Regions from separate parts of the Mus musculus genome. Here all the other regions are linked to region 1. Evidence: chromatin loops called from intact Hi-C (ENCODE). Cell type or tissue: heart. All regions are shown on one strand.

What was found. A loop is a pair of places that touch in the nucleus more often than their neighbours do. Peaks named below come from ENCODE experiments on the same cell type or tissue, not always from the same donor. Only the 100,000 strongest peaks of a DNase experiment are listed, where the experiment ranks them.
Region 2: a loop joins it to region 1, with 6 times the contacts of the local background. A loop is called at or near these places in 13 of 42 quality-filtered maps.
Region 3: a loop joins it to region 1, with 2.7 times the contacts of the local background. A loop is called at or near these places in 7 of 42 quality-filtered maps.

Annotation. Positions count from the first base shown.
Region 1 is chr2:29,050,462-29,058,461 of GRCm38, forward strand. Cfap77 (cilia and flagella associated protein 77) reads right to left here and starts at 4,605. Exons shown (of 6, transcript NM_001166705.1): 1 at 4,353-4,605. The coding sequence starts at 4,547. In heart, CTCF peaks have their summits at 2,734 (motif pointing left) and 3,561 (motif pointing left); DNase peaks (open chromatin) are centred at 2,670, 3,780, 3,990 and 4,640; H3K4me3 peaks cover 1,415 bases; H3K27ac peaks cover 702 bases; H3K27me3 peaks cover 2,270 bases.
Region 2 is chr2:28,972,285-28,980,284 of GRCm38, forward strand. The region is part of intron 3 of Cfap77 (cilia and flagella associated protein 77); the gene reads right to left. Among named protein-coding and RNA genes, the nearest start is that of Barhl1, 60 kb to the left of the region's middle. In heart, a CTCF peak has its summit at 4,572 (motif pointing left); a DNase peak (open chromatin) is centred at 4,517; H3K27ac peaks cover 317 bases; H3K27me3 peaks cover 4,817 bases.
Region 3 is chr2:28,851,512-28,859,511 of GRCm38, forward strand. Ddx31 (DEAD/H box helicase 31) reads left to right here. Exons shown (of 20, transcript NM_001033294.3): 7 at 3,260-3,304; 8 at 4,684-4,725; 9 at 5,609-5,673; 10 at 7,225-7,344; 11 at 7,477-7,583. Among named protein-coding and RNA genes, the nearest start is that of Ddx31, 15 kb to the left of the region's middle. In heart, a CTCF peak has its summit at 4,441 (motif pointing right); no DNase peak of the experiment used is centred here.

The sequences.
Region 1 (8,000 bases):
CGAGCGACCACAGCCATATTCTCTTTGGCAGACAAACCACACACAGTCTTTTCCCACCATGTAATGAAAACATGGGTATCTTTGTGCAACCGGCTTTGGACGGTCTGCCTTCTTAATGCCCATCTCTGTCTCTGTGCTTATGCCCGCCAGCATTAATATTTATTAGAGGCGTTAGGCTATTAGTGGGCATGGTGCGCCTGCCTGGCTTTGTAGAGCATCCAATTTGAACACACTTGCTCTGGATAAACACTTCCCCGTGCTGGTAATGATAACTCAGCGCAGCCCCGAGTCTTATGAACTAGAACTTGAGTTGAAGTGAACAGCCCCTAATGCTCAGAATCTCCGCAGGGGTGGCACATCTTTCCACAGAGGGCTGGCTTCTCCAGGCTCCTCACCCATGACATGGACCGACCTCAGGCTCCCTGTCCCCAAAACTGAATGTTCTAGGCTTGTAGTTCACTGAAAAACTCAAGAGGAGGTGACCTGTTACATTGCTTGACTTATTTTGTATGTGTGCCTGTGTTTTGTCACGTGTGTGTACCTGTTTGTATCTCTGTGTGCCTCTATGCCTGTATGTATGATTCTATGTGTACCTTCGTATCTATGTGTGTATCTCATCTCTCCAGCTAAACTCTAAGTAAAGTCCCTGTGGGCAGGGGCTGAGTTTTGAACCTGTTTCTATGCCCCCCCCCCCCGGCCCAGCTTAGGATGGCTCTAGGCATCTAATAAACACTTAAGAAGTTAGTTCTTGACTCTTGTCAAGTCCTAAGAAAGTATTGATCACTTCTGCAGGGATGCTGACTGAGAGGATGCTGGGATCTGATTCGTTTGTAAACACTTCCGACTGCCTGTTATATGGCATGTGACAAACCTGGGTGGCCCTTGATTAATTAGTCATGGCTTGTGGCCAAAATAACATGAGATTGTAAGTCAGGAGACCAGATACCAGGACACATGAGCACCCCAGGATGAGTGCCTTGCCCTGGCTGAAGGCCTACCTAAGCCTCCCAAAAGGAGATACATTTGATGTCAGCAAACTTCCTACTAGCCTCAAATGCTTGATTCTATGACTTTATTTTACAAATGTACGATCTTCTTATTTGTGACATAAACCCCCACAGGAACAAAAAAACAAAGTCGGTAATAAATTATGAAAAAAATCAGGTGCCCTGATCATTTGTACGTTCCGAGGGTGCTGGATTCAGTCAATCCCACCCCTGTACTGCAGCCTGCCTCTCTGGGGCGACAGAAGACTCAAAGCTGTCAGTGGAGCAAACTGTGCCGTCTCTCCCCGTAATTGTATTGACAGGATATCAGCCAAGTTGCTGCGGCGGGAAGGGTATGCTCTGACAGGTTTTGTGAGGGAGCCTCGAAGGCTATTGTGGCAGGATTCTATGTTGAGTCTCAGGATTCTAGGGAAATGAGAAGCTGGGTTCTTTCTCAATTTAATTTTAGGCTTCCCAGAGAGTTTCGCGGAAGGAAAGCTGGCTGGCTGCACAGCACTTGACAATGGAGAAGCCCTTGCCAATGAAAACTATTTACATTATTTTTTGTGGTTGCATAAAACACCATCTTGACTCAATTAATTGCCATTAAATCAGCAGTTGGCTTGGGTTTCAGGACGAGACCAGCTGCTGAGTGTTTATAGATAAAACACCTGCTAGCAAACCTGAGGTTTCTCCTTTTCCTCTGGTTGCCGTGGCTTCATGAAGTCATGGTTTTGAATAACTGATGCAGATACAGTCTGGTAAATTCCACGGGTAGAAAATACTGGGGTTAGGTTTCTTCAGCCAGTGTCTCTGTATTTGAAGTAGAAAATGAAAGAGGAAGAAGAAGAGGAGGAGGGAGAGGAGGAAGAGGGGGAGGAAGGGGAAGAAGAGGAGGGGGGAGGGAGAAGAAACAAACAATCATGGGACCTATCCATGAGGAGAGTCAATATTTCTAGGGTGATGGATTCCTCTCATAGAGATGTACTTCTTTAGGCCCAGGAACAGACAAGGCTAAAATACACCTCAGTTCCCAGTATTTCCCCAAAGACACTCAGACCCAAGAGCACCCACATGATGAGGAAGCTATTCACCCCAACAGTGGGGCCAGCAAAACTGGCACCCCCTTAAAGGAACCTATAAATCAAACTCAATCAAAATGACAGAACTGTATACATATTTTTTGATGTTCTAAACCCCTAACTACTTGTAATATTTCCATTTTCTTTAAGTCTCCCCCACCCCGTGTTTCAGAATTCAATTTGTTTTTTCACATAGAGAAAGTTGTGCTGGGCTTTTAGGCGTGGCTTTTAAGCCAGCTCTGTCAGAAACTGGCGTCAAAGCCTTGCAGACATTTCCCCATGCACTGGTTTATAAGGAGTATCTGCAACAGGGAGAAGCTGGCTTCTTTTTCACATTCTCTCTCTGGCAACTTTTATACAGGCTGAGTTTTGACGGAAGATCTTACAGGAAGGGGTAAATACTGAATGCGGACATCATCATCCTAACAGTTAGCTGAGTTTCAAACACCAAAAACAATTGGAGGAAAAGACTGCCCCCTGGTGCCACTTGTACCAGAGTGTCCCAAGCCCTGTCACCAAAGCGCATCAGGATGTGGCCCCTGCCATTGGTCACCAGGGACCAGGACAGCCTGAAAACAGAACCCCACTGGTGGAGCAATCATCACTCATATTTTTAAAAACATGATCATTCTAAACTCCAGCTCTAGAAACAAGGATGGAATTCCTCCTGGAGGCTGTTAAGTTAGCGCCACCTACAGGCCAAATGCTGCCCTTGATTAACCAGGGAGAAGGCAAAGGGGAAGGGGGGCGGCATTCACATATTGTATTTACACACATTGTAGTTTATACACCTACATACAAATGCTAAACATATAGTGAGCAATATATAACACATGTGTGGCCTATATATATACAAGTGCATGCAGTTATATATGTGCCACCTGGAGTGAACGTTACACAAGAATTCACTGTGGAAGTGACTCTATAATGCCCTTCCTCTCATATAAGGAGCTGCACACTAGTGACACCTGATTAAAGCAATGTTGGACTTGATGCACCAGGGCAGGGAGATACGGAGGGGGGACTGCCCTCTCAGAGGGGAGGGGAAGAGAGAGGAACTCTTCGAGGGAGGACAGGGGTCGGGAGAGGGCAGCATTTGGGAGATAGATAGATAGATAGATAGATAGATAAAAGCACTGTTGGAATTTTATCAGGACACCCATTGATAGGCACTGATAGGCCTTGATTTCCTCCTTGGCCTAAGGCAGTGAATTCCAACTCTCTGTCCCAGGTACCTGCTAAGATCAGGAATCCAAGAAGTAAGCAAAACTTGTTCCACTGTGGAAACATCTCAGAGGGGCCAGTGCTAAGGATGCTGCTTCATGGGTTCCCTGTATCTAGCTTCTGTCCTCCTGGGAGCATTAATTAGCCCAGAAAGGTCTAACAATATAGGTCTGCCTATAGTCAAAGAACCCATCAGCATGCCCATACCTCTATGGAACCTGGAAACCGAGGTCAATTTTTAGAAGCACACTGCCCTCTAGCGGCACAAGATAAATTTGCGCCACTAAACTTCAACTTTACTTTTTCGGTCTCCCGGCGCCTAAAGAGGCAGAGCCACGGCCACGTGTAGGTTTTTTTTGGGTTTTGTTTTTGTTTTTGTTTTTCGAGACAGGGTTTTTCTATAGCCCTGGCTGTCCTGGAGCTCACTTTGTAGACCAGGCTGGTATCGAACTCAAAAATCCGCCTGCCTCTGCCTCCCAAGTGCTGGGATTAAAGGCGTGCCCCACCACGCCCGGCCCAAGTGTAGTTTTTAGCCAGACAGGAAAACAGACAAAAGTGCGGAGGACCAGCACCGAAAGGGAAAGTGATCTGTCTATAAACGCTGCTCCCACGCAAGTGCCAGCCACGCCTCCTAGAGGGCTTTGAATCTCACACCCCCAGCACACTTAAGATGGTGTTGTGATACTTTCCCGACAGTCAGTCCCAGAGCACCTGCTGCATAGTAGACCAGAGGTGCTGGGGAAGATGGATCTTGGGTGGCAAGGGCATGGATGGGTGCCTGAGACCTGTCTGTCACCCTGTGGGTACGAGCCCGGTAGAGATTGCCCTATCCATAGTCTTTCCCAGTAGTGGGGAAAGACCCCGCTAACGTGTGCCACTTGAGGACACTGAGGTTCCTGGACTGGCTACGACTGCAGAGGGTCCAGGAGGCCTGTTTCACCCAGAGCAAGTTTCCTACACTGCGCCCAAACCCTGGGCCCCGGGTCCCGAGAGTTCAGCAGCTGGAACCCATCGGCGGCGTCGGTGCCCGCGGAGGGGATGATCGTGCCCAGGCGCTCACCTTGACGATGAGCGGGTTCTGAAACATGGAGTCACGCACGACCCCCAGCCTTTCGTTCTCCATGCCCGTACGGATGTCGACCACCGTCAGCGGCCGTCGGGGCGGCGGGCAGATCTGGCTGACCGTGCGATGCACGGGCTGCTTCTTCTTTTTCCATGCCGTGAGGTCTTTCCCGGGTTTCGCCGGATCAGGCATCCCAGGGGCCTCCGGGATTAGACCTTGGCTGCAAAGCCCACAGAGTTCTGCGCTGTCTGAGGACTCCAGCCCCGAGCGAGCGCGCGCTCCGGGCTGCACCACGGGGACCCTGGGGTGCACCTCGCGGCAAGGCAGGCTCCGGAGCAGAGCGCGCCCACCTGCGGAGCCTCTGTCCAAAGCTTAAACCCCGCCAGTTCTTCGGAGTGATTTGGGCACCTCGCAGCAGACTGAGAGAGGGAAGAGTGTCTACACTACCCCTTTCGGAAAAATGGAACGTCCCGTCTCCTTGGTGACAAGACGCCAACAGCTCAAGAGCTTCCGGTTTTCTTTCTAGAAATTCTTAGCAACCACAGAGACCTTTTAGACCTGTCTCAAATCAACATAGAAAAACCCAAGAATCAAATCTAGGTTGTGTTAAAAGAGAAGAGGTTTTAGAGGATCACTTATCCTTGGCTTCCACCCTCTAACTACCCTACTCTAGTTACAGTTCCCTCCCAAGGGAATCTTTTCTTCTTCTTCTTCTTCTTCTTCCTTCTTCTTCTTCTTCTTCTTCTTCTTCTTCTTCTTCTTCTTCTTCTTCTTCTTCTTCTTCTTCTTCCTTCTTCTTCTTCTTCTTCTTCTTCTTCTTCTTCTTCTTCTCCTCCTCCTCCTCCTCCTCCTCCTCCTTCTCCTTCTTCTTCTTTTCTTCTTCTTTTCTCCTTTTCTTCTTCTTTTCTTCTTTTCTTCTTCTTTTCTCCTTCTTTTCTTCTTCTTTTCTCCTTTTTTCTTCTTCTCTTCTTTTCTCCTTCTTTTCTTCTTCTTCTCTTCTTCTTTTCTTCTTCTTTTCTCCTTCTTTTCTTCTCTTCTTCTTTTCTCCTTCTTTTCTTCTTCTCTTCTTCTTCTCTTCCTCCTCCTCCTCCTCTTCTTTCTCCTCCTCCTTCTCCTCCTCCTTCTTCTTCCTTCCTTTCTTCTTCTTCTTTTCTCCTTCTTTTCTTCTTCTCTTCTTCTTCTCTTCCTCCTCCTCCTCCTCTTCTTTCTCCTCCTCCTTCTCCTCCTCCTTCTTCTTCCTTCCTTTCTTCTTCTTCTTCTTCTTCTTCTTCTTCTTCTTCTTCTTCCTCCTCCTCCTTCTTCCTTCTTCCTTCTTCTTCTTCTTCTTCTTCTTCTTCTTCTTCTTCTTCTCTCTCTCTCTCTCTCTCTCTCTCTCTCTCTCTCTGGGATATGGTACTAACACAGTCGTACTGCAATAGAAATATGCATTCTTAGGCTTGAGGTCAATGCTAATTCAGTGGGTGGTCCCAAGCCAGTTTCCCTGTTGGACACTTCCTCCCACCTCGAAAGAAAAAAAAAATATGGATTAGATCAATAGTGTCTGACTCTGGAATCAAATGGAGGGAAACTGAAAAAGATCATCAGGTTTGGTTCACTGAGTAAGAATATCTGAAAATAAGGCCGGGGAGATGGCTCGGGGTGTGAAGGCACCTGCCTCTAAGCCTGACAACCCAGTTTGTTTCTCAGGACCCATATGGTGAAAAGAGATCCCACCCATTCCAAGTTGTCCCCCGAATTGCACGAGAATGCTGTGGCACACATGAACACACACACATACCAAATAAACAAATATAAAGACCCAGTTGGAAATGGCATCTGAGATTATCCTTAAGGATCTATTAACCTACAACACAATTTTTTTTTAATTAAAAAAAATTCAATCCTACCAGAAAGTCAAAAATTGGGGGGGGGGCAGGGGGACAAGAAAAATGGTTCAGGACTGAGGAAGACTTGCTGTTCTTGCCAAGGACCTGGGTTCAATTCCCAGTACCCAGTTAATGCATCACAACCATCAGTAATCCTGGCCTCCAAGAGGCACCAGGTGCATACATGCCATACAAAGATATACGAAAGAAAATACTCATATGCATGTCATTTTAACTGAATACAGTGGATTCAATAAAAACCTGAGGATGTTGCCCATATTTACAATCCTTTGGATGGTTCTAAAGGCATACAGTCCATTGTGGCAGGCAGGCATGGTGGCTGGAAAAGTTTGCTGACACCTCACATCCTGAACTCCCCAATCATGCAGGATGAAGGGAGGGAGGGGACAGGAGGGAGAGGGAAAGAACACTGGGAATAGCAGGAGGCTTTTAAACCCCAGTGAGTGGCCTACTTCATCTAGGCCTACACCTCTAGACCTCTCCAAACATCATCACCAACTGGAAGGCAAGTGTTTAAATAGGTGAGGCTATTCTCATTCAAACTGCTGGAAACCCTAAAGACTTCACCCTGCATAAAGGGCATTTTCTTTTGAGGGTATTTTTCTTAAAACATTTAATAATTTTGTGCATGTGTATAATGAGCTTTGTTCATATCTTTTCCTTCTCCCTCTCCCCAATTGCTGAACTCCCTCTTCTTGTCAGCAAGTCCCTCTTCCACTTTCAGATCTTATTTTGTGCCCCACTGAATTCAATTAGGGTTGCTGACCTAAGCATGGGTGGGGGTGACTGACACTAAGGCATAAAGTCCTCCTGGTCCCCAACAACCATTAACTGTCAAGGGCACTTTCGGACAGGGCCAGGTCCTCACTATGTCTACTGATTATGAGAGCTATGTAGCCCTAACTGGCTTGGAACTCACAGTGTAAGCCAAACTGGCCTGGAACTCAGAGATCCATTTGCCTCTGATGCCTGAGTGCCCCACTAAACAAACGTGTGTGTAATGATGCTTTGAGTGTCCAGAGCTCCTTTATAAAAACTTTTTAAAGACTTCTTTATGTGTATGAGTATTTTGCCTGCACATGTGTTTATGTACCTATGTCTTGTCTGAAGCCTGCAGAAGTCAGAAGAGGTTGTTGGATCCCATGGAACTGGAGTTATGGATGGTTGTGAGCTACCATGTGGGTGCTGGGTCCCCTGCAAGGGCAAACAAGTGTTCTTGTTTTTCTTCTTCTTAGATTTATTTATTATTATAAATAAGTGCACTGTGGCTGTCTTCAGACGCACCAGAAGAGGGCATCAGATCTCATTATGGATGGTTGTGAGCCACTATGTGGTTGCTGAAATTTGAACACAGGACCTTCAGAAGAGCAGTCAGTACTCTTACCTGCTGAACCATCTTGCCAGCCCCAAACAAGTGTTCTTAACCAATAAGCTGTCTCTCCTGCTCCATGTCCATGGATTTTAATGTGGTACAGTAATGATGTCTATTATGCAGACATATGAAAAATAAGAATTCTTTTTAGAGGCTCAATGGTTATTGGTTGCTCTTCCAGAGGACCTGGGTTCAATTCCCAGTACCCACATGGCAGCTCACAACAACTGTCTATAGCTCCAATTCCAGGGGATCTGACACCTTCACAAACACACATGCAGGCAAAACACCAATGCACATTAAATTTATAAAATTTTGAAAAAGAAAGAATTCTTTCTGTGAAATGCTTTATTTTATTGTACTCATATGGGTTTTGGCCTACAGGAA
Region 2 (8,000 bases), 78 kb before region 1:
ACCTGGGTCTCTACCGCTTGCTTGCTTGCTTTCTTTCTTGCTTTCTTGCTTTCTTTCTTTCTTTCTTTCTTTCTTTCTTTCTTTCTTTCTTTCTTTCTTTCTTTCTTTCTTTCTTCCTTCCTTCCTTCCTTCCTTCCTTCCTTTCTTTCTCTTTCTTTATTTGTTATTGTTGTTGTTGTTTTTCGAGGCAGGGTTTCTCTGTGTAGCCCTGGCTGTCCTGGAACTCACTCTGTAGACCAGGCTGGCCTTGAACTCAGAAATCCACCTACCTCTGCCTCCCAAGTGCTGGGATTAAAGGCGTGCACCACCACGCCCGGCTTGAGTCTCTCTACCTCTTATACAACACAAATACTTCATGCTCATTAAAATTTGGGTCAAAGAGCTATTTAGAGATGAAGTCACATCAAGTTTTATATTATGTGAGAGATTCGGATATGGAACCCACAGAGATTAAGCAGTGGACACCGGGCGTGGGAGCAGAGAATTCGGTGCTGTTTGGAGCTTTTGAGCTCTAAGGGAGGTTATGGTTTGAATGCATATCCAAGATTCCTGTGTTGAACACTTGATTATCTAGGGGTTGGAGAGATGGCTTAGTGGTTAAGAGAACTGGCTGCTCTTCCAAAGGACCCAGGTTCAATCCCCAGCACCCACACGGTGGCTCACACCGTCTTTACATCCATTTCCAGGGTCTCACACTCTCACACAGACACACATTTGGACAAAACACCAATGAACATAAATTTTAAAAGAAGCAAAGAAAAAGGAAACTTGATTCCCAAACCCACAGGATGATGGTATGTGAAGGTGGGTTACTAGGGTCAGATGGGGTCATAAGGTAACCTGACCCCAGAGGTGACCCCAGAGATAGCATCAGGGGCTTTCAAGGAAACAAGAGCCCACGTGGGCAGCCCTTAGCCCCAGGGTCTGGCAGATGGCCCTTGACACATGCACCTCTGGGCACTGGGTGGGGATGAGGCAGAGTCTGTGTGTTCATTCAGCCTAGGAGGTAAGTTGCAAAGTCCCAACACATTTTCAGGGACCCATGAAATGCTTTTTAAATTTCTTTTAAAATCAGCCTGTAATCTATCTATCCTCAGAACCAGGAAATACTATCACAGGCTTACGCAAATGGAAGAAACGGTTGATGAAGGCAGGGGTGTCTGGTGCCCACAGAAGCCTTCCTATAGGCTTGAGAAAGAGGCCACCACCCCTCATTCTTTCAATGCATGCCAGCCCACTTCATCAGACTGGATCAGAGGTCTCCTGGCGTCTGCTGACACTGGGGAGAGAATACGAAGTGTCCAGAGAGAAGGCAGAAGTGGAAGATGGCTGAGCCCATCAAGTGCCTGCCTCGGAAGAGCTGGGACCCAAATTTGAGCTCGAGAGCTCATGGGAAAGAGCTGAGCGTGGGGCTTCCACTCAACCCGGCTCTGGGGAAGTGGAGAGGCAGATCCTCAGGGCTTCACGGCCAGCCAGTTTAGTCTCCTGGGCTAGTCAGAGGCTCTGCCTCAAGAAAACGAGGTAGATGGAGCCTGAGGAACTGAGTCTTTGGCCTCCACATGTACGCTGTCGGCCACCCAAACACGCACTTACACACAGGCAGAGGTGCCTGCGTTGCAGGTGGGCGATTCCGACTCTCCAGCCAGGGCAGAACCAAGGAATGTGCAGTTCTCCAAGGCACATCACACTCAGCGCTTCCCTGCAGAGAACTCTTGCCTGCTGGCCATCTGTCTCTCCCAGAAACTGAGGAGGGCTGGGCAGTCCCACACCCAACCTCCCGCCTTATGCTTTGGCTTTCTGGTGTACAACTGGAAAGGCGGTGACCAGGCCCTAGCAGGGCTCTGGGAGCTAATTGGATGGGAGACCTCTGGGCTCACAAATTACTTCCTAATTGTTTGTGGGTCTAACATAAAAGCTAACAGCAGACTGGGCGGCTCTGTCACTCAACAGCCCTGACCTTTAGACTGTCTGGGGGGTCATTTGGAACTTGTTAACATCAGTCTTCAGAATTATCCCATTAGCAGTTCCCAGCACGGGTGCCCGCCCCCAGCGTGACAGTGGCTGAAGTGGGAAGGGAGATGGCTGAATACATTCTCCAGAGGGCCGGGAAATTCACCATGGAGGCTCCTAGCACCTGGGAACAAGAAGAGAAGCCACTGATCCCGCGTCCAGGAAGGGCGAGGGCAGTATAAAGAGCGGTGTGCAGGGAAGTTGCCTCCTTGTGTTACAGGGGAGCTGAGCCCATGAGGCCGCAGCAGCCCCCGAGATGGTGTGCAGAGCAGGGGGAAGCCAGCAGCTGGAAGGCTGGTCCTCAGCCCACTTTGTGCTGGCTCCAGCTCTCCCTGAAGCCTAACACTGGGAAAACCTGAAGCAGAGCTGGTGGCACAGGATGGGGCGGGGAAGCCCCTGGAGGAAGCAGCCAGCCTTGTTAGCGCTGACCTTGGCACCCAGCAGTTCCTGATGGATGGGGCTCGGCCTGGACAGGCCCCATGGGAGCTGCATCACGATCCATTACAGGCCCCCTGTTCCCCATACTGCAAGCAGCAGGCTGGGAATAAATCTCTGTCTGGGCAGCCAGAGAGCCAAAGGGGAAATAGCAAAGTATGAAAAATGCCTCTATCCCAGCTCTAGCTACAAAGCCCATGAGGAATGAGAGTAGAGAGTACCCCAAAGAGGCAGGAGCCCCACGTGCAACCTTATCTCAGGCCACTGCTCAGCGTGGGCCCCATTCAACTTGAGTCCCTGGAGATCCAGATTCACGGAAGCCTGCAGCCCTGAGGAGAGAGACCCCTACCCCTGATGGGGCAGCTGACAGAGTCAGATGCTAGCCAGAGCCGCCACCTCTGGGATTCCCTTCAGCTTCTGTGAGGACCCTGAGTGGGCCCTCACTCTTCCACTAGGTGGCCTGTGACCTTTCATGAGAGAACAGAAGTTTTCCATGTTTGTTTCCAGTGCTCACTTACAGGAGCTGCCTAGAGTATCAGTCACTTTGCTCCTGGGAAAGCTGGGACCTCAGAGCGAGCATCGGGGTCGTGCTGAGAACTGGTAAGATGTTGTTCCAAGCACTTCTGGGATCAGACAACTGCACCAAGCCACAATTGTCACCAAAATAACAGTTCAGGAGAGGAGCAACATTTTCTCCTAGGGTCTTGCTCTGCCTGCTGGAAAAGCCTGTGTGTACAGACAGTTGCCACGGAGGGAGGCTTGGTTTAACCCTGGCACTACCCCCAACTAACTGGCTCTGCACCCAGAGGCTCCGTTTCTCCAGTGATAGAGCAGAGAAGTTGGTTCCCATTCTTTAGACTGATGGGCAGTTAATGAGATAGTGTGTCGGCTGCTCACTGCAGCACCCAGGGGTCATGGAGGGAAGACAATGCAAATATCATCCAGGAGTGTGGCCTCCAGACTCAGTGACCCTTGTGGGGGGTCTCTGAATCCCCTCCATTGTCTTTGTCATGGCTTCAGGGAGTTCAGTTGAGGCCAGATGTGGTGTCTCCTTCGCACCTCTTCCCAATCAGCGTGAGGATCCCATCCTTGTCACTTTCTCTCTGTCCCACACGCTGTCCTGGCAGCTCTGCGCTGGCTACTGTCCAGCTAGGGGACCTTCTCCTAAATGCACACATAGTCTCTCCTCTTCCTCTTCCTCCTTTTCCTATTCCTTCTCCTCTTCTTCCTCCTCCTCCTCTTTCTCTCCCTTCCCTTTCTCCATGTCCCCTCTCTCTTTCTCACTCTTTCTTTTCTTTTCTTTTCTTTTCTTTCTTCCTTCCTTCCTTCCTTCCTTCCTTCCTTCCTTCCTTCCTTCCTTTTTCTGGGAGACAGGGTCTCATGTAGCCCAGGCTGGCTTTGAACTCCTTACGTAGCTGATGATGATCTTGGACATCTCAGTATCACCACCATGCCTGCTTTCCCCCAGTGTTAGGGATTACCCATCTCGGGGTTCTGTAGATGTCAGGCAAGCTACCAACTGAACCAGGATCCCAGCTCGGCCGGGCATTGTTTTTAACTTGATGCTCCAGGTATGACTGAGCAGCAGGCAGATCATCAGCCTTGTTTTCTTCATTTCTACCTATCAACACAGCCAAGAGATGGAGTTAGTGCATGAGGCAGCACCATGCTAGCCACTCGCACACTAGCACATCAGCAGAGAGGCCATGGTGGAGCCCGAGAGCAGTGAACAGTACCTGCCTTCTCCGAGTCTTGGGTAGATTCTGCTTTCAGTCACTGTCAGGAAGCCTGAAACAAACCTAGACAGTGTTTTCTTTCCAATAAAACTTAGCCAAAACCAAAGTGTGTCAGGCAGACACTAAGGCTCTGATGACATTCTTGTGTTGGGGATGGAACCCCAAATGTCACAATAGGCCAGGGCTCCCCAGCCTAACAATGGCAGTGCTTGATGACGCTGACATTGACTTCGTCTTCTGAGGCCTGAGCAGCCAGAAGGGAAAACTGGCCTGCAGTTGAGGTGCAGTTTACTGTGTGTGTGAGGCTTGCTGGATGCAACCCACAACTGCACGCTCCGCATAGCTAGCTCCTGCTTGCGTCTTCCCCAGATCTCCTGGCTCCCCCTTGTGGTCAGCCAGGACCCTCGTCAAGCCTTAGGGCCCTGCTGACTGCAGCTGAGCCCTTCTGGGACTTTGGGTGTCTGGCTTGGATTTTGGTATTGGCTTCAGCAGAAACAAAATAAGACAGTGTGATTGATGGGTCCACTGTAAACTTGATAAATAAATCAGCTTGGCAGAGAGATTCCCGCGGCCTGTCAGGCCAGCAGCATTCATTTAACTGCCGATGAAGCGTCCTCTTCCATTCTGCGCTCTTGTCTCCTCCGGCTGCTGATGGCTGAGGACAGGAAGCACAGCACCAGCAGAAAGCCAGAGGTAGCAAGTAGTCCCTGCTGTCATTTCCCCTCCATCCCAAAGTTTTCAGCTCCCTGACCTGCCTGCCCAGATCAAACTAATGGGATGAGCGAGACCTCTGAGAAGAGAGCATTGCTACGGGGCCGATACTTGGATCTCAGTGTGGCCACTCTGCCATCTTTACTGAGGGCCTCTCTTCAGTTAAGAGCCTAGAGTTAGACCTGGAGAAACAGAGATGTACAAAAGCCTGGTGTGGCTGTATGGAGAAGCCTCAGGATGTCCCCTCCCAGAGTCTGAGTCTGTTGGCAGTAACTCACAAAGGAGAGGAACAAGAGGAAGGGAAAGGAAACGGCACGCAGTGGCGTGGCCCCTAGCCCATGATGGAACTGGAAGGTGGGGAGCCTTTGTCTTTGGTCTTTTGGTCACACAGAATTATGCCCCTGAAAGGGAATGGAAAGGCCTTGGAGCCTCGTGTTCTCACTCCCTCCCTCCGTCCCTCCGTCCCTCCCTCCCTCCCTCCCTCCCGGCCATCCTGAGGAGTATCACTTCCCATGCTCCTCTCAGCACAATGAGCTAACCCTACACAGCACAGAGCATCCGTGTCACCTGCCTATGGACCAGGGACCTCTGCAACTCTCAGCTCCCCCAAACCTTCTCCCCCTCCTAAGCTGATTCGCAGGTGATATGTGATCCTGGAATGGGGGCGAGGAACCTCACTGAGTTCCTTCATGTTCAGATGAAGTTCTAAGAACTTTGAAGAAATCCAACCTGCTGTCCTGACTCCAGGGAAAACTCCAGTATCATCCCAAGCCATGTCACCATCTGCTAGTGCTTCTGTCCCTGTCACCCGGTTCAGGCTACACCAATTCAAACTCCACTGCAGAGAAGCCCCAGGCAAGTTAGTTGGCTATTCTGACCCTCTGTCTTCTCTCTGAAAACATGAAAATATAAAGGTTCTAAAGGGGCCCGCACACTCGCGCACATTCATGCATGCACACACACGCCCATTCGTGCATGCACACACACATACAAATAAACTCACACAAAGACACACACAGACACTGACATACATACTCACATACACACACACAGACACATACATACAGACAGACACACACACACAACACACACAAACACAGACAAACAGATAGACACACACACACAAACATAGACAGACAGACAGATACACAAAGACAGACAGACAGACACACAAACACTGGAACTGTCCTGTCATTTCATGAGGATGCAGACGAGGGTTTCCAACAAGGAAGAGTGACAGTGACAGACAGGTGTACGAAGAGCTCATCTGGCCTGTGATCGGGGCACCCTTTGCTCGATGAGGGGTGGACACCCACTGGTGACTGTTGCTGAGTGTGGCATAGGCTCTCAGGCATGGTGCTGGGAGAACCTCAGCTGCCTGGACTTCACCAGCTCCCTGCTCTGGCTAATCCCTGGCTACATATCTCTGACTTGCTGTTAGTGAGAACACAGGACCAATTAGCAGCATGAACAATTAAGATATGCAAGGGCATGGGCACCCCCCTCCCCCAGAAGCCCTTGTTAAAATGCATCAATAATTAAGCTCGCCTTTAATAGCTCCATTTCTGGCCTCCAGACATGTCTCTGTATAGGCCTCAGGTTACAGCATGCGCTGAGATCTGTGTTGTGGCTTTCTGTACTGGTGATGAGGCTGGACAACTCCCCCCCTGACTGTAATGCTCGCACGAGAGAGTGAGGCAAAGCTGGGGGATCCCAATGTTTCACAGCTGTCTGACGGCAGAGATGACATCTTCCCAGCTGAGGCCACACCCTATACAAACCCTCCTCACATTCCTCCCTGAAATAAGGCTTGATCCTCCCTCTCAGGCCTACATCAGGCTGACCCTGCTGCAGAAGAGAAAGGCAGGGGCTAGCTGTGTGCATGCGAAACGGCTTGGATGTCCAAGTGGTCAGGGCATCATTGATCCAGGAAAAGCCCAGACAGGACCATAGTGATCTAAGAGATTAGGAATAGACATGATAGAACAGCTGTGATGTCATCCTTGGCTCCATAGCAAGTTCTAGGCCAGCCTGGGGCACATGCAGTGTTGTCTCAAAAAATTATAAGGCGCCTGTTGGCCTCCAGCAGTAGATGTACACTCTGATACCAGGACACACAGACAGACCCGAAAGGCCAGTCTTGCGAGGATAGGTTCACGGAGAACATGGATTCTGCACGAAGCACAGCCAGTGGATGGCGACACCGCTGTCCAGGCTTCTGATTTGTCTAGAAGCACAGGGAGTCCAGGCTCTATATGCAGCCCCTCCCTCTTTCTTTTGAATGGAGCAACCCATTCAAACCCATTCAGACTTTTAAAAATCTGTGTGTGTGTGTGTGTGTGTGTGTGTGTGTGTGTCTGTGTGTGTCTGTGTGTGTGTGTGTGTGTGTGTGTGTATGTGTGTGTGTGTCTGTGTGTCTGTGTCTGTGTGTGTCTGGGGGGGTGGCGGGGGGAGAGAGGTGGGTACCTATCTGAAGACCTGAGGTGTTGGGCATCACCTTCTACCTCATGCCCAGAGTGCCTCAGCACCCTCCCACCTCCGCTTCCCATGGCTCGGTGGGAGTGCTTCGGGTACAGGTGTTGGTTCAGTTTTACATGGGATCCGGGGATCCAAATCCAGGTCTTTACTCTTGCATAACAAATACTCTGCCCACTGAGCCATCTCCCTAGCCCTCTCTCCTTCTTAAAAATTATTACACAGAACAAGGGAACCTCTCTGTCTTGTCCCCTGTTCCACCTCTGCTCACGACCATGGGTCATGTGGCCTGCTCTCTGTCTGTCTCCTGTCCTTCTTCTACTCGTGACCGTGAGTCATATGGCCCTGTCTTCCAGATACCCCCTCAGAGCTCTGCTTCTGGGCTCCAAGGCTTGTGTCTGCCTCACAAGGCACCTCTCCTGCTTAGAAGTAGAAACCTCACCACCAAAAAAGTGACTGAGGGAATCCAAAGTCAGGTGCATGAGCCTAAGCTAGTGGGATGTCTGGCAAAGAGGGGTGCACCCGTGGGGGGACATGTAAAGGGGGGCAGCCAGCATTCAGTCTTTGCACTCTCCAGGAATTCTGCTGCTTGCCGTGGTTCAGCCCACGTGACTTGTGTGCCTCTAGGTTGCG
Region 3 (8,000 bases), 200 kb before region 1:
GGGTGGATGGCGAGTTAGAAGACAGGCGACCTAGACAATCATGACTGTTTCAAAAAAATAAAAACCAAAGCTTTTATAAACTCTTAATTAGATTTAGATATTTCATTGTATGCATGCAGGTGTTTTGTTGGCATATATGTTTATTCAAAATGCCTAGTGCCTGTGGAGATGAGAAGAGGATATCAGGTGCGTGGAACTAGAATTATAGTGAGGCACAAGACTCACTGCCAGGCAGGAATTTTTCAGAGCACCCCTCAATTGGTTTTTTTCTCATGTTTCCTTGAGATTAAACTCAGTTTTGTCAAAAAACAAAAACCAACCTATACAAGTAACATGACCTTCTTAGGACTGGCTAAGTGCAGGTCCGTGTGTGTGTGTGTGTGTGTGTGTGTGTGTGTGTGAAAGCAACAAGCCTTTTAACTGCTAAACCCTGTAAGCCTCAGTTTAATTCACTGTTTCTAGTTGGGTTCAGTGTAGCTCCTTGCAATTCATCATAAAATTATGTCACTTGGAAGCCATAAGCAGCTAGCCTTGGACCCTCGCTTGTTCTCAGCTGAGGGGCTGGTGTGAGTAGGCTCCTTCAACATCTGCTCTCCCAGTTATTTTGGGATTGGCTCTGATTTTTTAAATATCACATCCATCCTGCTTCATGTACTCACAGCCTTTGAGGAATTGATGTTTCTTTCTTCTTGTCTGTGTAGTAACACCTTTTGAAATGTCAGAATCTCCTACCATCACATGGTGGCACATTAATCCTGTTGTACTAGCATGTTTACTATTCCTCGCTGGGGCTCCAGTGTAGTCTCACAAAGTTGATGTTGAGTGTAGGCTACTCTGCTTCACATTCTAAATCCTCCTCTCCTGAGCAAATGTTTCCAGTGCACAACATGAAAGTCAAACCCTAATTGGATTTGCTGTTGAGCCCAACTTCACTCTCACAAGTTGCTTGCTCGTGTTCTCTGAGCCCTTGATGAGGAAGGCTCCCTTGATTTATAGTACCTTCTTTACATTGCTTTGGGTTTTTATTATTTGTTGTTTAGATACAACATGTGTAAAAAAAATTAAATTATTCACAGAATTCCAAGGATATATAGGGTAGAACCAAAGCCTCACCTTCCCCAGGCAGGTTGTCTCTTCTGAGGGGCGGCCTGTCCCAGTCATCAAAGAGGATTGCACACTTTCCCGTCACCTTTTTATGCGGAGTCCTTTGTTTCTGCTTTGTGCTAAGCACACAGGTGTTTGTATATGCTATCACTTGCCCTCTTTTGATAAGGATGTGGTCTAGACCAACCTCACCCTGTTCTTGTGGATTGCAGTTGTGCTGCTGTTGTCAAGCCTTGGGTAGTTTGTCACTGTGTCACCTGGTTGTGCTGCTTGCTTGTATTGCTGCTTTGTGGCAGGGTCTCATGTAGCTCTGACCTTGCTCCTCCTCCTTTGCCTTTCATTATGTGAGTGTCATAAATTACTGAGCCTTGCCCATATTGGCAAGTGGCATTCATACATTACGTCCAGTATTGTGCCGCAGACAACAGTTACAATTCTGGGCATCTGTGAAATATTCTTCAGCTCCTTTACACACATGTGGCTGTGTAGGAATAATTCCTGGAAGTGGGATTAGTTTTGTGTTAATAGCTAATGCCAACATTGATCTGTTAGGGGTTTTACTGCTGTGTATGCCTTCCAGCAGTGTGGTATCTGGTCACGGCCCATCAGTACACGAATGCTTTACAAGTCTTTCTGTATTTGATTCTATTCCAAACCCAAGTTGCTCTTGTAACCTCTATGTGTGGTGCTGCCTTAGGACTGCTACAGCTTTAAGTCACTTCATGTGGGATGTTTTCTCATAAGTGTGTCTTAGTGGCTTCCCGGGACATCTGGTAGGACTGGACTGCCTTATAGTTTGAACTCATTTAGGGGGAGGGAGCAGTCACGGTGATACTGATTCTTCTCGAGGAGAGAATACATCTTTCCTTTCAAAAAATTCTGCCCCTCGGGTGTGTTTTAGTTGTTCTTCATCTAGAATAACTTCCTCATCACTTTTTAATATTGAGTCCTTTTTTTTTTTTGAAATTTTCCCACTGTGTGATCCAGGTCTACACTAGACTCAGAATTCCCCTCCTCAGTTCCTAAGTGCTGGGATTGTAAACACCAGCCATCATTCCTTATAAACTTCATATATTTTTATATAATATTTGTATCTTTTGATGTTGCCATTATAAGTGTGAAGTTTTTCTTTTCATTACATCTAATTTTTCATGTTAGAAGGCTGTTGAATTTTGGTCGTTCGTTTGTTCTTCTTTCTTTCTTTCTTTCTTTCTTTCTTTCTTTCTTTCTTTCTTTCTTTCTTTCTTTCTTTCGAATCTAGCGTCATGGTATGTAATCCTGGTGTGCTTGGGCATCCATGGGGTAGAATGAATTGCTCTCCTGCTCGATGCACTAGGTTGTTATTGTTGTTTTTGAGACAGGGTCTTGCTACGTAGTCCTGGCTGGTCTGGAACTCAGTGTAGTGACCACAGTGGCCTCAAAATAACAGACAACCTTTCTCTGCCTTTCATGTTCTGTGTTTAAAGATGCGCTCCACCGTGCCTGACTGGCTATTGTTTTTTGTTGATTTTGTTTTGTTTTGTGTATGTTTTGTTTGCATGTATGCTTGTGCATCACATATGTGCATTGTCATGGAAGCCAGAAGAGAGTGTTGGATCCCCTGAAACTAGAGTTGTAGACAGTTGTGAGCCATCATGAGATGCTAGGAACTGAATCTGGTCCAATGGAAGAGCAGCCAGTGCTCTTAACCTCCAAGTTATCTCTCCAGCCACAGTTGGCTATTGATTTTTATATTTTTATATTTTATATTCAGCTACTTGATTGAAATGCCTTATTGATTCTATTATAGTTTCCCCCATCTAAGATAAAATAACATCATATCCTTGTGATTATAATTTTGTCTTCCAATTTCCAGTTTTTCATCCTGTTTGATTGAATGGGCAGGACTGTTGGGACCATAGTTTCATCATCGGTGTAGTGGCCATTCTCATCTCCTCTCTTTCTTCCATAGAAAAGCTTCGGAAGGTTTTAGCTAACAACCCATAAATTTTATCTATCTCAGTCTGAACTCCATCTGTCCTCATGGGATTTACTTTCTAATTCTTTTTAAAAACATTATCTCATAGAGCTTGCCTCAAACTAAAAACCTTCTGACTCTCCTACCTCAGCCTGTACCTGCCCGTCTACTCATTGGCATTTCTTTTTCTGTCAACAGCGCAGTGATGGACCGTATGCTTTGGTCCTAGTGCCCACCAGAGAGGTAAGCAGCATGCCTGTAGGGTGAAGTTTGTGTGCACTGTAGGTGATGACCTGTTTGTTGACTGGAAGCACTTTCGCTACTTCCTTCCCTGCAGACAAATCACTGCACCTGCTTTTCTTAACATGCCTTCTTAGGAACTATCCTGCTGACTTTTGTTAAGTGCTCTTTGAAAATCATAGGCTAGGTACGAGAAAACATTTCTTCATTGTCTAATAAAACACTAATAATACTTAGATTGCTAGTCCTTCAAAATGAATTAGAAGAATTGCATTTTTATGCTTCAAGTATTTTAAAGAAAGTGACTGAAAACGTTTGGATCTAAAAATGAACCTTGTTGTTAAATGAAGCTATGTTGTTAAATTGAAACTCTTCTTCATGCAAGTAAAATAGAAATTGCTTCTGTCAGATCTGGGTGATGCTTCCTCAAAGAACTTTCAGGAAAATGGAGATTTCCAGATAGCTTTGCTTTCTTTCTTTGTTTCTGACTTGTTTTAAGATTTATTTTTATTTTATGTGTTTGAGTGTTTTGCCTATGTGTCTGTCTGCGAACCATGTGTGTACACTGTCCATGGAGACAGGAAGAGGGGGTCAGACTCCTGGGATTGAAGCTAGAAACAGTTGTGAGCGTCCATGTGAGTGCTGGGAACCGAACCTGTGTCCTCTACAAGAACAGACAGTGTTCTTGACTGCTGAGCTCTGTCCAGCCCCTCTGGTCAGCGTTTCATACAGTCTGTTCTCTCCACCCTGTCTCTGTTTTGTCCAGGGAGGAGCACACGCAGGGAGGCACATTGAAATGTTTACAGCAGCAAACCTGTCACTTCCCTAGAATGTTAAAGATTGTAGGCACAGCACGTAACCATGGACGCAATTCTGTAGGGCTGTTTTGATGGTGTTTAGTGGTTGCCACCTAGATTAATTTCACTATTCCTATATCCACTGGGCTTTGTTTTGTAAACTTAGGAGTGACCATGTGCATCTTAGGACACAGCCAAGTTCCCCAAGTGTCTGTCAGGCCACTGTTATATTTTTCCTTTAATGCCCATTGCTCTTCTTTCTGTGGAGAGCTAAGACCAGGTTGACTTAGTTTCATTTTCTTCCAGCCTTATACTGGACTTCTCTGGGTGACACTTTAGGAATCTGAGCCAGCAGAGGGAGCACAGACCACTACTTTTTGTATGTCTAACCCTCATTTCCTAAGCTGACAAATTCCAAACCAGTTTAAGAAGGTATTTTCAGGGGAGATTCTCTATGTAGGATTTCCTGTCCTAAGCCTTGCGGTCCAGGGTTGCACCCTGATCCGTTCAGATGGTCTTTTCTTTAAAAATGTCAAAGGAAGCAAGGGACCCTGCTCACTGTCTCCATCTTCTTCATACTTACAGTTGGCTCTGCAAAGCTTTGACACTGTTCAGAAGCTACTTAAGGTAAGACAAGCCGTGTGCCAGTGCTGCCCTCTTGGCTGACGTTGTGAGGGGAAGAGCCATGTCTGTGTTGTTAGGAAAGTGGGAGTGGTTCTCGTCTCCTCTTCTCAGTGTGCTTCTGGTCTCCCCAAGAGCACTTGGTAGGTTTCACTAGCAGGCCTTTTGGGTTTTTTGAGACAGGGTTTCTCTATGTAGTCTTTGCTGTCCTGGAAGTCATTATGTAGAGCAGGCTATCCTGGAACTCTTCTCTCTGCTTCTGTCTCCTGAGTACCGGGATTAAAGGCATTTGCCACCGCTGCAAGGTAATAACTCTTGCTGGTAGTTGCTAGCGGTTAACTGTTAGTGTTAGCTCACCCTGATTCGTAGTAAGCCATGTGCAGTGACTTGAATGTGCAGCCCTCGGGAAACCAGTGGAAAGCATCAAGAACTTTTAAGGGGTCGGGGGGGTTGGAAGAGAAGATAGCAGAGCCAAAGTTCAGCACCTACAAAGGTTGACCAGGGATTTATTTTTCCTTTCTGTGGCCTAGCAGTGAGTGGGAAGTGTGTTGCTTAGGTTTTTATCCCCAACCCTACCTGCAAGGCAGTGAACTTAACTGAAATAATTTTTATTTGGATACCATGAGGAAAAACATGGGAGCTAGTAGCTACTTGGATCGGTTTACAAGCTCACATTTGTCTTGTCCTGTTGTGTAGCTCTGATCTCGACTGCAGTAATAACTGTAGGCGGTGCTTCGGAGCCACCTGATTGCATCTGCACAGAAACTCCCCACATACTGGAGACACTTAGTGTTCCCTGCTGTAGATTGGCTTTTGCTAGGAACTTAGGATCAGCTCTGCTTCGAGGGAAGTGGCTTTATGTTGATTGTGGTCTGGTATTTTTATATAGCCATTCACCTGGATTGTTCCTGGAGTGTTGATGGGTGGAGAGAAGAGGAAATCGGAAAAAGCTAGGTAGGAGGAAGTCGGTTTGTTTATTTACTCTTGGAATCTGCCTTGTCTTGTCCAGTAATACTTGGTTCTTCAACATGTGAGAGAGCCTCCTCTGCTACTATGCCTCTTGGTCTCCACATATAGAGACAGACCAGGTCAGCAGTCACCTCTAGACAGTGCTTTTTGTCACAGATTCCTTTCATGTGGTTAGTGACTGTACTGTGACTTGCTAAACCCACCCACTGGGTGCCCCACAGGCCTCTTGTTTGGTACACACCCCCTCATGTGACTCCTTTTAGTGTATATTGGGAGTTTGTGGTATTGCTGTTTAGATGTTTAAAACCAAGGCAGCACTTGGGAGGAGTTTCAAGCCTAGCCTTAGCTATATACTGAGTTCAAGACTAGCCTGGACTACATAAGACACTGTATTCAAAATCAATAACAGCAACAACAAAACAGGATGATAAATTCCTTATGTTTAGCAAGTTCTTAGTGCATTGATTTCCAACTCTGCATTAGAGCTTGTCATTAAAAATTGTCAGACGGGTAGGTAAATGGCACTTCAGTGGTGACACAGTTCTTTGAGTCATCTGCAACTTGAGAGTGAATGTAAAGCTTATCACTTAAAAACATTGGCCAGGTTAAATTCAGCTGTAACAGCAGCAGTAGGTCCAGGTCCAGGTCCCACTCCTGCATTTTTTTGTGTCCCTGTGGAGGCTTCCCCTTGCAAGGATACCTCATAGCTTAGGGTTGTTGTGGGAACTTCAGCCACTGCACTATAATTTCTTAATAGAAGTGACAAGAATTGTCTTAGATCCTCCATGCAGAGGTGCATGTGTGATTATACATACTTTATTCCATTGCCAGAGCATAGGCATGTTGCCCCACTTGAATGAAAACAGGAGAACCTATCCCAGTAAAATTGTGTTCTATCTCCCTCTATAGAATAATGGGACTATGGTTGTTTGGAAAATAAGAAAGTTAATGATTTTTTTTTTTTTGAGGGCCTGAAGAATATGCTAGTTTGGAGGGGCTCATGTGGCATATACTCACATTGACACATATACATAAAAATTATAGTATGTAGAAATCTTTTAAAAAGTAAATCTTTTGCCAGGCAGTAGAGATGCATGCCTTTAATCCCAGTACTCAGAAGGCAGAGGCAGATAGATCTCTGTGAGTTTGTGGCCAGCCTGGTCTACAGAGGGAGTTTCAGGACAGCCAAGGCTACACAAAAAAAACCTATCTTGGGGTAGGAATTGATATTTAAAAAGAAGAAAGGGAATGGCTAGATGTCCATCTATGCAGAATGTTCTAATGAATCTGTGAATCACATAGAAAGCATTGGGTTATATGCTTAACTCCTTCCAAAGTAAGGGTTATGGTTCCGTATATCTTTACATCTTAGCAGTTCTATACGCAAAACAGTGAAGTCTCACCTCTTTGTCCTTTTGATTTGAGGCTGTGGCAGTTGTGCTGGACAAAAAATGACTGTCTCCTTTGGATGTTTCTTGTGGTTTTTGTTGCTATGCTGTTTGACATACTTTCTTTTATGATATATGATTTAAACAGACTCCGAAAAGGCATAAATATCCTTATCTCCACTCCTGGCCGTCTAGTGGATCATATAAAATCCACAAAGAACCTTCACTTTAACCGAATACGGTGGCTGATTGTGGATGAAGCAGACAGGTGAGCTTAGTCTAGGAAGCAGGGAAAGTGGAAAGGGGACTGTTTGTCCTGCCATCTCCAGGACAGACCTGTGGCCTGGTAGTATCAGATTTCCTCTTTGCACCGGGCAAAGTCCTTCTCTTAAACTTTCAGGATCTTGGATTTGGGTTTTGAGAAGGACATCACAGTGATTCTGAATGCTGTCAATGCTGAGTGTCAGAAACGGCAGAATGTCCTCCTGTCAGCGACACTCACAGAAGGTGAGTTGAGAAGTAGCTGTGGACTGAGGCAGTGGGTGCCCCTCTTAGGGAGAAGGAACAGCTTTTCCCCACTGTCTGCATACCCAGGGGGTCCTGTGAACCCCCGTAGTCTGGCACACACACTAGGATGCATGAAAGGCCTACAGCCAGCACTTGCCGTGGCTTTGCCCTCTCCTTAGCATTTTAGCATTAGTTTTAATGTGGTCGTCACAGTTTTCATTAAGAGTCCACGTTCTGACTCCTCTACCATAGCAAGAGATTCTTAATTGTTTTGCAGGTGGCTTAAAAACCAGGCTTAGAAAACAGAAGTACTTCACCAGTTCTACCAGGGCTTCCCTGGCCATGCGTGGTTTAGTTGATTATCTAGACCACAGTAAGGTAACACGAGTTCCGTGCCATTTGTGTGACTTTTAAAGT